Regions from separate parts of the Homo sapiens genome. Here regions 1, 2, 3 and 5 are each linked to region 4. Evidence: chromatin contacts called from ENCODE Hi-C or POLR2A ChIA-PET data. All regions are on one chromosome and are shown on one strand. Each heading gives the region's core, a stretch centred on a gene start or an enhancer-like site at or near the end of the contact. The rest is flanking DNA. Distances are from core to core; before and after follow the strand shown.

Region 1 (2,700 bases), core at 179-2,678, 420 kb after region 4:
AATGTTTCACATTTCACTTAGCAAAAACACTTCAGCCTCCTGGACGTGTTCACAGTCCTCCATGACCTAGCTAGTGCCTTTGCTCCTTCTGTCTCATCTCAGACCACTGGGCCCAGAAGCTGCGGACGCCTTCTCCTATTCCCTGAACACACCACTTAGTCTGGCTTAGAGCCTCTGCGTTTGCTGTTGCTTCTACTGGATCCGCTCAAATGTCACACCCTGAGAGTGTCACACACTCTCTTAACGTCCGAAGAGCAGTTGTCACTCTCTGAAACCATCTATTTGTTTATTTACAGAATAATTACCTTTATCTCACCCTGCCCTCACTTGCTCCCTCCACTTCTAGCAAGTAAGCAGGGAGCCTGGCTATCTTGCTGCCATCACTGTGTTCTCCAGCACCTGGCTTGGTGCCTGGCACAGAGGTGTTGCTCTGTATTTTCGGATGAATGAATGCATAGGAACTAGAGAAGCCTAGATGGATCCGGCTCTGCCTTACTCGCGGAGTTTGGGCAAGCCTGTTTCCTGCTGCGTGAAGTAGGGGGTGGAGGAAGCGGGGTGTTAAGCTACAAGGTGTTGATTAGCTGTAAGATTTCAGCCTTGTTTTCTCCGTAGTCTTCGGGCTGGAGCCAGCCACTTGACGTCCGGCGCCTCAGCTCCCCACCTGTATAATGGGTGTGAACTCATCCCGAGGTCTAGGGGTGGTAGCGCTGCCTTATAAGGCGGCAGAGGCCGAGGGAAGGCGAGGCCGAGTGGGTGGAGAGAAATCACAACATCCGGCTGCGGGGGCTGGGCGGGGCGCCTGCGGCGACCGGGCAAGAGGTCGGGGAACGGCTGCGAGGCCGCAGCCTCCTCCCTGTCTCTCCCTCTTTCGATGTGCGCCCTCCTGATTGGGGCCGACCCAAGGGAATACGGCCACACAAGTGGACCAAACAAACTCGCTGCCAGCCCGCAGGAGGCCCAGGATACGGAGCGCGTCCCCGACAAAACCCTAGAAAAGCCGTCTGCGAGCCAAAGGCCGCCGGGCCACACCTTCAGGCGACGACCCAATCAAAATGCAGTACTTGAGATGACGGACGTCTTCTTCACCCAATCACATATTCGGCCTCCTGGGCGTGCCCCAGAGTACCCACCTCCATTGTCCCGGCTGAGGGCTCGGCCCTAATTGGCAGTTTGGTATCCTACGAAAGCCTAGAAATTCGAACCTAGGGGCTGAACCCCGCCCTCAGACCAACCAGGAAGAGGTGACGTGATTGGTCCCGCCCCCGTACTTCTTTGAGCGAGTCCCCAGCTGGGGGGGCGGGGGAAAAAATGAAGAGGAAGACTAATGGGAAGACGGCGCGGGGAGCTTCTGCCCGGTGATTGGTCAAATGAGGTAAACAGAGGGCGGGGCAGGGCGGGCCAGCGCCGGGGTGGCCCCCGGGAGGGGGCGGAGAGTGCGCGGCTGGCTGCGGCGGCCGGGGAGGCCGGGGAGGCCGCGGCGCGGTCACTGCGAGCCGAGCCGAGCCGCGCCGAGCCGCGCCGATCGCCATCCGGCCTCGGCACTCGCGCGCGATCCCGGCCGGCGGCGCGGCCCGGCGGGCCAGGCGGCGCCACAGCCCATGGAGCTCGAGAACATCGTAGCGAACACGGTGCTACTCAAGGCCCGGGAAGGTGAGGCGGCCGGGTGGGCGGCCGGGCCCGGGTGCGTGGAGCGCGAGTGCGCTGCGTCTGAGCTCCGCAGGGCTACCCAGCCGTCGGATCCCCTAGGCCCGCGGGCCCTGCGCCTTACACCCCGCCCAGACACGAGCCTTTCCGGCCCGTCGTCTTCCTCCTCCGCACCTGCCCCCGGGATTCGGGGCCCAGGAAGGGGCGGGGGTCAGGCCGCCGCCCTCGCGGCGGGTGGGGGTGAAGGAGTGAAAGAAGGTGAGACGAAGAGGGAAGGGTGGGACCGGAGCCCCAGGAGAGCCTGTCTGAGAGGCAAGCCTCCTCCAGGGGAGAGGTGTAAAGATGCCCCACGTGCCAGGGGCCCAGACCCCAGCACCCTAGCCTAATCCCGCGCAAAGTTGGCGATAGGTAAAGCTGGAGAATGAATAAACGGACCCTCTGCGTAGCACAGCCCACCTGACTTGGGGAAACTCCTGGCCACAAATGCTACTTATAGGACTGCCACTTGCTCCGTGCCTCAGGACACTGAGGGCAGAGGTGAATGGATATTTGCCCTCAGGGAGCCCATGGTCTAGTGGGGCTAGCGGACACAGAAAGAAGTGGGAGCAGAGCATGCTGCTCTGTCAGTATTGTAAGCTCAGAGGTCTGGCTGGGGAAACCAGTCTGGTGGACCGAGTGTGTGTGTAGCTCCTCGTGGCTCCCACCCCAGATGTTATCAGGCACTTGCTCTGTGCAGGTCCTGGGAGACACAGAAGGACCAGATCGGGTCCTCACTGCCTTGTGGTCAGTCTGCCCCCACCTGCCACACTCCACCTCAGTAACATGATCACTGACCACCCACTCTGCCCCACCTTTTCCAGGGTGCTGGGGAAGCAGCAGTAAACAAGACCCATCTTTTTGGAACTCCAGGGCAAGGAGGGAGATTGTGACAGTTTTTCCACCCTTTGCTGGGCTTCCAGGCTTAAAAAGTCATCTGCTTCACCTTTCTACCATATTTTACATGTGGGAAGCTGAGGCTCAAACCAGGGATTAGCATCAGTCACACAGCAAGATTGT
Region 2 (2,759 bases), core at 37-2,536, 490 kb after region 4:
GCCCCTGACCAGCTCCTGTTAGGACTCCCCCCATCACCCTCTGGAGACCTAAGCACCGAAAGACCGCTGGGGGAGCCCCCTCCCCAAACCTAGGCTCACCCGGGAAATGGAGAGGGGCACATTGAAGTCCTTGCCCCCTTGCAGCCGGAAGCCCCAAGGTGCTGGCCCCTCCAGCACTACTTTGAAGGAATCCATGATGCCGGCTCCTGAGAGGAGAGAAGAGAAGGTGAGTGGCCAGCATGGTGGGCGGGCAGGCAGGCAGGCCGGGCCAGCTCAGGATACCAGCCTTGGACAGGGGCCAGGCAGGCACGGGCAGCCCCTGAGCACGCCCAAGCCATAGGAGGCAGGTATTTTGTCAGGCTGGCCTGGGCTGCTGGCTGGCGGACCTCACTTTGGAAAGACAGGAGCAGCCCCCCTCCCCTTGGGACTGGAACGGTGAGGGGTGCCTGAATCCAGGCTTGAGGTTCTTTGCAACCAGGGGTGGGCCGAGGGACTAAACTGGCGCGGCCTCCCCCCAAGCCAGCCTGGAGCCTCGGGCGGCCGGGTGAGTCAGGGGCCGGCTCTCCTCTCCCCCGCCCCCAGGTCCCGGCAGGCAGGCCGCGGCTGGAGCCTGCTCGGACTATATAAGGCGTGTAAGCTGACACTGTGCGGAGAGCCAGCGGAGGGAGCACACGGGGGCTTGGGACGCGAGGGGGGGGGGAGGGGAGGGGAGGGGAGGGGAGGGGAGGGAGGCGGCTGCAGCGGATCCTCCTAGCCATTCCGGGACCAGTCGAGGCTGCTGGGAGCCAGGGCGGGACCCCTGGGTGCTGAAGAAGGGGAAGGCGGGAGTGGGGTGCGGCCCCTGTGGAGACAGATGGGGGCTGGGACCCTCAAGCATAGCTTGGAGGGGGATCCTTCCCCGAGCCCAGTGGGGGGTGGTGCCTCCCACACAGAACTGCTCCCACACCGACGTGACTCAGTTTCCCCTTAGTCCCCCGCCCGGGCCCCATGCATTAGACTGGCCCCGGCCGCAGGAAGCGGCGCAGGCGCCAATCGGCCCCGCCGCAGCCGGCTTAGCGGCAGGAAGGCGGGGGCGGGGGCGGAGGCAGGGGCCAGGGCCAGCGGGAGGAAGCACAGCCTGGACCACGACCCCCAGTGCCCTTTGTGGTCCTCAGCAGGCCCCGGGCGCCCGCCTGGTGCAGCCCAAGACGCCCCGCGCGGTCGTCGATACCTGCTTGGCCCGGCCAGGGCGCTGCTCTGCGTCGGGCTCCAGGGAGCCTCGTTGGGATCGGCCGCCAGTGTTCTGACCCCGCCCCCACAGCCACCCTCCACTTTGAGCGCGCGGACGGGGGCGGGGCACCAGGCCACGCCCTCGTCGCGACCACGCCCACTAGACTTTCTCCGCTGGTGGAAAGCCCCACCCAGCTCTTCCGTCCTGCCCAATCACCAAGTCCCGTCGGGCTTAGAGCTGAGAGGCCTCGCCGACCCGGGCCCTGCAACGGGGCGGAGTCGGGAGGGGGCCGGGGCTGCGGGTCGCCTCCTTAGGGAAGCGCTGCCTCGCCCAGTCCCTCGCACCGCCCGCTGGCGGAGGGAGAGGAAAGCGGACCTTCAAACCAGACCGACCTGGGACATAGTAGTCTCTGAACCTTAGTTTGCTACTCCGAAAAATGGGACGATCATACTCGCCTCGCAGGGCTGCCGCGAGTGTCGGTATCGTAGGCGCAACCCTCGGGGACTGCAGAATCTGTAAATCAGAGGGGCTGGGGGAGACAAGTTGAGGGGGACAGGGGCGTTTAAAGCTAGAGTTGCGCAACGCTCTGCCGAAGGCAGGAAAACAGGGCAGGAGCGGACGCCGGATGTCCCTGCAACCCCGAGCCGACCCGCGCACCGTCGGAAGCGCCGCGTCCCGCTCCACCTTGGCCAGAGCGGACTGCGCCGCCTGGGAGGCGTCCTCAGAGTCCCGGCCCCGCGTTCAGCCCAGGCACTAGGGCCGGCGGCACGGACACTGAGCACATGCGGGTGTCGGGGTGAGGGAAGGGGCGTCCACCCTCCACTCGCTTGGTGGTCCCGGCCCATCACCTCCTCCTAGGACAGAGTCGCTGCAGTTCTCCCCTCTCCATCCACAGTCATCACACCCACCCTGTTCTGCACAAACCGCCGTGAGAGTTCTCGTCGTTAAAGACCTTCTCTTGACCCCACATCCCTCTCCAGCTACTACCCTTTAATTCTCCTCTCGAGAGTAAAATTCCTCCAGGGAGTTGTCTGTTTATCGCGTCTCCACTTGCTTTCCTTCAGTTATCTCTTGAAGCCATGCCAGGCGGGCTCTTGTCCGCACCCGTCCCCTGAGATCTCTCTTCTCAAGGTCCCCTGTGGCCTGGAGGCCATGGGGCCATGGAATCCGTGGTGGTTAAGTTTCATCCTGCCCTGCCTAGGGGCAGCACTGGTCCAGGTTGATCCTTTTCCGCGAAACACCCTTTTTCCCTGGCTTCACAGCTTCCCCCTGCCCCACTGGCCCCTCCTTCCCATCCTCCTCTGCCTCTGGCCTTGGCCATCTGATGTCGCCTCTCTTTATGCTCACCCCCTGAGACCCCGTACTGTCCTGTGGCTTTCAACACCACCTATATGCAAAGGCATCCCATGTTTCATGGCCAGCCTGACCTCTCCCCAGGAACTCTAACTCCATTATCCAAAACCCTGCCTAGATGTTTACTAGATCAGGGGTCCCCAACTCCCCGTTTGTGGCCTGTTAGGAACTGGGCTGCACAGCAGAAGGTGAGCAG
Region 3 (2,700 bases), core at 195-2,694, 470 kb after region 4:
ATGCCATGGATGCCCAGCCATCTCATCCTCTCCTCCAGAAGCCCCCAGGTCAGAGTCCCCACCTGGCTGCCCTCCCAGTGTGCGGGTGAGGCCAGCCCAAGCGGGGTCCCTCAGACCTGCCCTCCTCTTTGCCTCAGTTTCCTCAAGAAGAACCTGTTCCCATCTGCCAGCAGGGAGAGGAGGCCTAGGAACCAGATGGGCACCTTCCCTAGAAGAAGAGTATTACGGGGGGGTTAAAGGATTCCAGGATGGGGCTGTGAGGAACCCCTCGGTTTCCTTTTTCCACCACCCTGGGCCGCCAGCCCCAGAGCAGGTGGTCCATCCCCTCCCCCAGCTCAGCGGGAGACAACAGCTGGGGGGCGGGGTGAGGGGCGGCCCAGCTCCTCCCCCATCAGGGACCGAGTGCCCCTTGCTGGGGGCCGGTGGATCTGTTCACCCCTTCAGCCGTCTTTGGGGGCTCCCTCCACACTTGTTCTCCAGAGGGCTTCCTCCCAGGGATCTCAGCTGGCCCCTTAGGCAGCTCGGTGCCCCCCAGCCCAGCTGCCTAGTCCCCGCAGTCCCCTTCAGGTAGGGGAGGAGAGCTCACCCCTGCCTCCTCCGCGACCCGCGGCGGTAAGGGAGTCACTTCGCGGTCGCCATGTGGCAGCAAACATCCTTCCACCTCACTCCAGCCCAGGTTTCGGGGGGAGGGCGGCCCACTCCGAGAGGCCCCCCGGTGGGCGGGGCGCCCGGCCCCCAGCCCGCTCCGCTCCTCCCCCGCCCTCGCTTTCCTTTGTGCTGTGGCCGGGCCGGGCTGAGCCGGGCAGGCTGCGCTGGCTCCGCTAGCTCGGTCCCCGCCCCGTCCCCGCCCGGACCTCGCCCGCTCGAAGGTGGCGAAGGTGCCCTTGGCCGCCCCGTGCACACCTGTCCCCCGGGCCCGGGGGGTAGGGTGGGGGATGGGCTCCCGCAGGGCCACGCGGCCCCGGGCCCCACATCGGGACCCCGCGCCTCCGGGCCGCGTCCGGCCGCCGCTCCCACCGCGCGCCTTGGGCCGCCTCCGGGCGCTCGGGGCCCGGCAGTGCCCCGCCTGGCCCGCCGGCCCCTCCCCCGGCGCGCACAAAGGCAGCCCCTCCCGGCCCTCCCGGCCCGCTGCACCATTTCGGGGTCCCCCTCCCTTCCCGGCGGCGGGGCGGCGGGGCGGGAGAGAAACAAAGGCGCGGCGGCGGCGCGGGGACAAAGGGGCCGGGGGCGGGGGCGGGGGGCTCACCAGTCGGCCGCGCTCTCCTCTCGGATCACCTCCTCGTAAGCCGCCAGCAGCTCCAGGCGGTGGCCGCTGAAGCTGACGCCGGCCATGCTTCGGGCCGGACCGGGCCGAACGGACAGACGCGCGGACGGACGGGCGGACGGAGGAGGAGGGAGGGAAAGAGGGAGTCGCCGCCGCCGCCTCGGAGCCTCTGCAGCGTCGCGAGCCGAGCGAGCCAGCGGCCGGGGGAGGGGAGCCGGCCGGCGGGGGGCGGGGGGCGCTGGCTCCGCCCGGCTCGCTCCCTCCGCTCGCTCGGTCCTAGCGCCGCCCCGGCCCGGCCCAGGGGGAGGCCCGCCCCCCCTTCCCGGCCTGCCCCGGGCGCCCCTCACCCACCGCCCCTGCGCGCCGCTCCAGGGCCAGCCCCACCCACGTCCCGAACCCTCACCTGCCCCGTCCGTAACCTCGGCGCTAGCCCTCCTTCCAGCCCCGAACCCAGTCCCGTCCCCACCTCCCCCCGCCCACCCCCCGTCCCAATCCGGTTCCGCCCCACCCATTGCTTCATTGATCTCCATTCCTGGTGCGTCCCACCTCATGTTAAACCCATTTTCATCCCAACCCAGCTCACACAACACCCCACCCCTGGCCCGTCTCCTTTCCCTGAGAGGTCCTTGCCTAGTCTATCCCATCATATCCACTGTCATCTGCATCCCACCCTCAAATCCACCCCAGTTGCTTTCCCATCCCAGCTTCAGCCCCATGCTTAGCACGTGTCCCCCCCAACATGTGTCACGGCACATCTTCAGTCCAACCCATCCCAGTCTCATCCTGATCCCAGTTCCCAATTCCCAACCACAGCCCCCCATCTCGGCTCCATGACCACTTATTCCAGGCCATTCTCAGCCCCTACCCAGCTCATTATCCCTCCATTCCAGGCCTCTCCTCCCCTCCACGCCTGTGCCCTCTCAGATGGGGCCAGCTAGGAGATCCTTTGCATTCTCTCTCAAGCCTCACGCCTCCCAGAGGAGTCCCAAGTAGAGTTCCGGAAGCAGCATCTAACCCCAGACTCCCACGGCAGGGCTCCTCCAAGGACGCTCAGGGCCAGCCTCTTGGCACCTTTATCTCCTAAAGCTCTAAGCACAGAACGGGAGGGGGCCTCAGAAAAGTACCCCCTGCAAGGGAGTGGACACCATGCCAGGGCCTTCCAGAACTCCGTTCCTTGCTAGGTTGGGACCCTGAAACCGTCCACAGCGCTTAGAAGCCTTTTCCACCACTACAAAGCCTCCAACCTCGACCTCCCTGAGCAAACTTCACCTGGTCCCAACCGCACCGCGGAGGAGGAGGTGGTTCTAGCCAGGCCTCCGAGTTCTGCGTTGGGTAATTGGCTATGCCAAGAGAAGGAGAGCAGGGCTGCCTATGTGGCAGTGTTCCTGGCGCTTTGGAGTTGGGAGAACCCTCTTAAAACTCAAAATACTCACAGG
Region 4 (2,700 bases), core at 190-2,689:
GCTGGGAGTATAGGAGTGAGCCACCAGGCCCGTCGACCAAGCGCTCTAATAACTAAATACAATGAACTTATTTCCGTAATTTTTGTAAAAAGGTAAATGCATACCTACACACGCATACATCCCTGATACTTCATTTTCCATTTTTTCAGTTTATATTCAGCCTCAGTTTAGGACAAGTGTGTAACAATACAATCCAAACACTTTAGTATCTAGTATCACAACAACTCTGCGTCGTAGGTATTCATATCACGATGTTCCACATGAGGAAACTTAACGCAAACAGCGGATAAGCTGGTAAAGGGCTGAGAGTTGAAGCTGAATGTATCTGATTCCAAAAACACACTTTCATTCGACTACAAGGCACTGCCTCCCTTGACAGGAAAACAATAAAGACAGAAGCATAAACTTTTCACTTTTTCCGGGTGTCATTTCTATATCTCGGTGCGATGTAGTGATTAAATGAAAGAACACTGGAGTCCAGCTGCTGGGATTCAAATCCAGCTCCACTACTGCCCGGGACTCGCGCCCCGTTAACTGAGCGGCAGGGCACCAGCCCGCCGGCTGTGGCGCTCGAGAAGCCTGCGGCGCTGCCTAAGCACCTGGAAACGCGCCGGCCCTGCGGGGGCGAAATCGTCTAGGACGATAGGGATCTCCAAGGAGTGCGCTGGGGGTTATTTTCGGGGCAAATAATTAGAGAAAACGAGGATCACACAACAAAACAGCAACCCGGCACGGGAAGGAGCGCGGGCCTGGCGCCCCGAGGCGTGAGGCGGCGCGGACCACGGCTGAGGGAGCTCGGCGCTCGCCCGACGCCCGGGAGGATGCAGGCCGCCCCCCAGGTGTGAAAGGGACCCGCCCGGCAACCGAAGGTGCAAAGCCCAACCTGGCGTTCCGAGGGGCCCTGCGTGGCGTCAGGGGAGACCCAACCCGCGTCCCGAACCCACCTCAACCTTGGGAAGGACCCAGCCCCGGCATCTGGAGAAGCCCAACCCGGCACCAGTAATGGCCGGTCCCGGCGTCCGGAATCCGCCCCGGAATCGGGAGGGTCCCAGCCCCGCATCCCGAGCCCACTTCGGCGTCCGGAGGGACCCACCCCCGACTTCGGCAAGGCCAGCCCCGGCGTCCGGAGCCCACCCCCGCGTCGCGAGAGACACACCCCGGCATCAGGAAGGGCCGCCCCGGCGTCGGGAGAGGCCTACCTTGGCGTCGGGAAGCGCCCCTCCCGGAGAGTAGCGGGCCGCGGACCCGCTGAGGAAGAAAAGGAGGCAGGGAGGGGTGGGCGGAGCTGTGCGCAGGCGGCGGGTACTCACTCGCTGGCGCAGGCCGCTCTGTAGACCTTCTCCGGGTTGCCGGGGGTCGCGAGCCGCCACACGTTGGGAGCGCGGGGGGAGGGGGAGGGGCGCGCGCGTCCGATGCCAGAGACACGCTCTCGGGGCGGGCGCAGGCGCAGCGCGCGGAGACTTAACCAACCCCCGCCGCGGGGGAGCCATCCGGGACGTACCAACTGCGCGGGAGGCGCTGACCGCCCGTGAGCCGGCTCGCACCTTGCGCGGTCTCAGTTGCTTGCGCTTTGGGGGAAAGCAAGGAGTAACAACAGACTCAGAGATAGCTGTGGGGCAAAATGTATAGAACGGCCACTTTTGAGGACAATTCCGTGTGATGAAATTTAAAATGTCCATTTTATGACCCAGCAATTTCACGTCTAGAAAAATACGGAAATGCCGGGTGCGATGGCTCACGCCTGTAATCCCAGCGCTTTGGGAGGCAGAGGCGGGCGGATTACCTGAGGTCGGGAGTTCGAGACCAGCCTGGTCAACATAGAGAAACCCCTTCTGTACTAAAATACAAAAATTAGCCAGGCGTGGTGGCGCGTGCGTGTAATAACAGCTACTCAGGAGCCTGAGGCAGGAGAATCGCTTGAATCCGGGAGGCGGAGGATGCAGTGAGCCCAGGTCACTGCCACTGCACTCCAGCCTGGGCAACAGAGCGAGACTCCGTCTCAAAAAAAAAAAAAAAAAAAAAGGGAAAGAAAGAAAAGAAAAATACAGACACTCCTACAGGTGTGCACAAGACATGTTCAAGGAGGCCAGCTTCCTGGCGGAAAATGTGAACAGCAGAAATGTCCAATAAGTCTCGCATAAATAAAACACCAAATGTCCCTACAGTGATATACTACAACAAATAAAACAAAGGAATCCTATATGTGTCAACATTTGCTAGGTCACAACTACTTAAGTTATTGAAATAGCGACATGCCAACAAATATGTACACTGTGAAATGATTTATATAAATTTAAAAATAGGTAAATTAGAACAGTATATACTGTTTACAGAAAATCTATGTGTGTAAAAGTATATAAGATGAACTAGATGGATACCATGGTAATGGTAAAGGGGTGAAAGAAGGAGTAGCGGAAAATGTGGGGAGAAGCAAACAGGACTTCAGATAGATCTGTCATGATTTCTATTAAAAAGAAAGACCTGGCCAGGCGTGGTGGATCACGCCTGTAATCCCAGCACTTTGGGGGGCCAAGGTAGGCAGATCACTTGAGGTCAGGAGTTAGAGACTAGCCTGACCAACATGGTGAAACCCCATCTCCACTAAAAATACAAAAATTAGCTTGGCGTGGTGGTACATGCCAGTAATCCCAGCTATTCGGGAGGCTGAGGCAGGAAAATCGCTTGAACCTGGGAGGCAGA
Region 5 (2,762 bases), core at 119-2,618, 450 kb after region 4:
CACAGCAACGGCGCCGAGACGCCTCTTCAGGGACCTGGTGCGCACAGGCTCCTGAAACCCTTTGGCCCCGGGACTGCGGATGGCGAATCTCTCGTTCGGACTCAGAGCTGGAGTCCGTCCTTCGCGCGCCCCCTGCTGGCCCGCCTCGGCTCCCCTCGGCGCCCGGGCTCCGCGGCGGCGGCCGGGGCTCAGATCGGGGAAACCCTACCGGGGAAACCTCGAGGCGTGACGTCACCCTCCTCGGTGACGTCACCGGGCCCCCGGGGAGCGCGAGGTTCCCACGGAGGAGGCTTTCCCCGGACTGCGCAGGGCGCGGGCGGGGGCCGGGAAGTCGTTGGGGGCCGCGGCGCGCCTTCACTGCGCCCCGTGTCTGCCCTACAGGTCCCGCGCGGCCCCGGGTGAGGCACGCCCGCGCGCCCGCCGGCGCCATGGGAAGGAGCGGGCGCCGCTGCTGTCCCCCGCCGGCGCGCGCACGACTTGAGACCTGCCACGGGCAGCCCCCGGCCGCGGGTCCCCGAGTGACGCTGGCGGCACCTGAGAGTGTGGCGCGGGCCCGGGGCCACGCAGCGGAGCCCAGTGTCCAGTGAAGCGTCTGAGGACCCGCCGCCCGTGCCGCCGCCATGGTGATGTCCCAGGGCACCTACACGTTCCTCACGTGCTTCGCCGGCTTCTGGCTCATCTGGGGTCTCATCGTCCTGCTCTGCTGCTTCTGCAGCTTCCTGCGCCGCCGCCTCAAACGGCGCCAGGAGGAGCGACTGCGCGAGCAGAACCTGCGCGCCCTAGAGCTGGAGCCCCTCGAACTCGAGGGCAGTCTGGCCGGGAGCCCCCCGGGCCTGGCGCCGCCGCAGCCACCACCACACCGTAGCCGCCTGGAGGCGCCGGCTCACGCGCACTCGCATCCGCACGTGCACGTGCACCCGCTGCTGCACCACGGGCCCGCGCAGCCGCACGCGCACGCGCACCCACACCCGCACCACCACGCGCTCCCGCACCCGCCGCCTACGCACCTGTCGGTGCCGCCACGGCCCTGGAGCTACCCGCGCCAAGGTGAGTACCGACCTCCGCCAGGGGGCGATCCGGGCCGCCGGAAGTGGGCGGGCGTTGGAGGGCTCGCTGCTTACCCTCAGGGCTTCCATCCGCAGCCTCCGGGAGAACACGGGCGGCGGCGGGCTCGGGTTCGGGCTAGGGCTGGGGCGCGGGCGGCCCCTGGCCGGGGCCTCTGCGAGAGGCTGGGAACCGGCGGCCTCACCTCCTCCGACCGCCTCCCACTCCGCAGCGGAATCGGACATGTCCAAACCACCGTGTTACGAAGAGGCGGTGCTGATGGCAGAGCCGCCGCCGCCCTATAGCGAGGTGCTCACGGACACGCGCGGCCTCTACCGCAAGATCGTCACGCCCTTCCTGAGTCGCCGCGACAGCGCGGAGAAGCAGGAGCAGCCGCCTCCCAGCTACAAGCCGCTCTTCCTGGACCGGGGCTACACCTCGGCGCTGCACCTGCCCAGCGCCCCTCGGCCCGCGCCGCCCTGCCCAGCCCTCTGCCTGCAGGCCGACCGTGGCCGCCGGGTCTTCCCCAGCTGGACCGACTCAGAGCTCAGCAGCCGCGAGCCCCTGGAGCACGGAGCTTGGCGTCTGCCGGTCTCCATCCCCTTGTTCGGGAGGACTACAGCCGTATAGAGGGGCGCCCGGCGCCCCGGGCCCCACCGGCGGACTCCTGGCCTGACTGCGGGGCTTTTTAAATGCTTCCCTGGACTGCGGGGAGGGGCGGGGGGAGGGAGGGATTTCTTATCCCGTTTGTTACATTTTGAGGATAATAAAGGTGTGTGATCTGGTTTGGTACAAGCGGAGGGTGCACCGGCTGCTTTCGCCCAGGGTTCTGTGTGACCAGACAAGCCGGGGCCTTGGCGGGAAGGACCCTCAACGTGCGTTTCCGCCACAACAGAACCTAAGGGTACAGCACTAAGTCTAAGACCAACCCTTCTCCGGTGGTTGTAGGTGCCAAGCGGCTTCCCCTGGGAGCCTTAGCCCCTAGCACCGCCCCCCCACCCCGCCCCCGCCTGGCGGGCCTTGGAATTAGGGTGAGGACGCCCCCTGGTGGCAAGGAGGTGCTGCGGCCTCGGAGGTGGGAGGAGTTGGGAACCTGGGTCAGGGCAGGCGGCAGCCCGAAGGGATCTGGATTTCTTTATTAACAGACATGAGCACGACCCGTTACAGAAGTTTGTGCTTTCCAAAAAAAAAAAAAAAAAAAAAAAAAAAACAGTTACTAAACGTGAAAAAGGAACCCAAGCAAAGAGGAAGGAGTTGGGGAGGGGCCACCAAAGCCCCTGGGCCCCATCCATAGCCCTGACCTGAACCGCGCCTAGGGCCTCCAACCTGGGACCTGCCCGGCAGGAGACGGGGGGTAGCCGAGGGGCCCCAGCTGGGCCTGCTACTTCCTTTGGGCCAGACAGGAAGGGGTCAAAAGAAGGGCGGGGAGGGGGTCCCAGGGAGCCAGAGCCCACGAGCCATTTATTGCCATGTTTTAAAATTCGTGCAAAATATCTGAAGCCCTGGACAGAGAATACAAAGTGATATTTTCCCAAGAAACATAAAACTAGGAAAAGAGGTGGGGGACATTTTCCCACCAGAGCTCCCCCCACGCCAGGCCCCAAGCAGGGTGAGGCCTCCAACCCGGCCAGCTGAGCAGGGAGGACTAAGAGCTACAATCTGGACCAGGGAAGGAGGGGTGGAATTTGCAACAGCGTCTCAACTACCAACGAGAGGAA

The links. A loop is a pair of places that touch in the nucleus more often than their neighbours do. ChIA-PET counts read pairs that join two places held with the same protein, here RNA polymerase II (POLR2A). Pooled maps may share reads with other maps.
Region 1: a map of OCI-LY7 shows a loop between it and region 4 (6-fold over the local background). The contact joins the promoter of GRK6 here to the promoter of UIMC1 in region 4. A Hi-C loop is called at or near these places in 1 of 168 maps with a recorded cell type or tissue (OCI-LY7), 2 of 37 single-sample maps with no recorded cell type and 10 of 50 pooled maps. POLR2A ChIA-PET finds 5 or more read pairs at or near these places in 2 of 52 experiments (both WTC11).
Region 2: a pooled map shows a loop between it and region 4 (4-fold over the local background). The contact joins the promoter of PDLIM7 here to the promoter of UIMC1 in region 4. A Hi-C loop is called at or near these places in 7 of 50 pooled maps. POLR2A ChIA-PET finds 5 or more read pairs at or near these places in 4 of 52 experiments (BJ, Panc1, WTC11 and 1 more).
Region 3: a loop to region 4 is called in a pooled map, with 4 times the contacts of the local background. The contact joins the promoter of DBN1 here to the promoter of UIMC1 in region 4. A Hi-C loop is called at or near these places in 1 of 168 maps with a recorded cell type or tissue (lower leg skin) and 1 of 50 pooled maps. POLR2A ChIA-PET finds 5 or more read pairs at or near these places in 2 of 52 experiments (OCI-LY7 and endothelial cell of umbilical vein).
Region 5: a loop to region 4 is called in a pooled map, with 5 times the contacts of the local background. The contact joins the enhancer-like site here to the promoter of UIMC1 in region 4. A Hi-C loop is called at or near these places in 1 of 168 maps with a recorded cell type or tissue (lower leg skin) and 8 of 50 pooled maps. POLR2A ChIA-PET finds 5 or more read pairs at or near these places in 1 of 52 experiments (OCI-LY7).

What each region holds. Positions count from the first base shown.
Region 1 is chr5:177,425,248-177,427,947 of GRCh38, forward strand. GRK6 (G protein-coupled receptor kinase 6) reads left to right here and starts at 1,429. Exons shown (of 16, transcript NM_001004106.3): 1 at 1,429-1,650. The coding sequence starts at 1,599. RefSeq lists enhancers at 513-682, 1,103-1,642 and a silencer at 1,353-2,002.
Region 2 is chr5:177,496,318-177,499,076 of GRCh38, forward strand. PDLIM7 (PDZ and LIM domain 7) reads right to left here and starts at 1,287. Exons shown (of 13, transcript NM_005451.5): 1 at 1,211-1,287; 2 at 100-206. The coding sequence starts at 195. RefSeq lists enhancers at 1-680, 1,893-1,942, 2,161-2,759 and silencers at 483-562, 973-1,682.
Region 3 is chr5:177,472,190-177,474,889 of GRCh38, forward strand. It overlaps DBN1 (drebrin 1), which reads right to left and starts at 1,445. Exons shown (of 15, transcript NM_001363541.2): 1 at 1,247-1,445. The coding sequence starts at 1,332. RefSeq lists enhancers at 303-806, 807-1,308 and silencers at 457-643, 563-932, 963-1,162, 1,243-1,622, 1,633-1,682.
Region 4 is chr5:177,005,340-177,008,039 of GRCh38, forward strand. UIMC1 (ubiquitin interaction motif containing 1) reads right to left here and starts at 1,440. Exons shown (of 15, transcript NM_001199298.2): 1 at 1,311-1,440. RefSeq lists silencers at 646-695, 1,066-1,455, 1,466-1,565.
Region 5 is chr5:177,454,448-177,457,209 of GRCh38, forward strand. PRR7 (proline rich 7, synaptic) reads left to right here. Exons shown (of 4, transcript NM_030567.5): 3 at 382-1,047; 4 at 1,277-1,839. The coding sequence starts at 621. The coding sequence ends at 1,674. It overlaps DBN1 (drebrin 1), which reads right to left. Exons shown (of 15, transcript NM_001363541.2): 15 at 2,163-2,762. Among named protein-coding and RNA genes, the nearest start is that of PRR7-AS1, 7.9 kb to the left of the region's middle. RefSeq lists enhancers at 1-613, 861-1,155, 2,720-2,762 and silencers at 18-627, 77-308, 818-1,367, 1,458-1,597, 1,968-2,167. Within about 2 kb of position 1,369, at least 39 of the 41 ENCODE cell types and tissues checked have a DNase peak (open chromatin) inside an H3K27ac peak, as active enhancers do; they include OCI-LY7, where a contact is called at or near this core.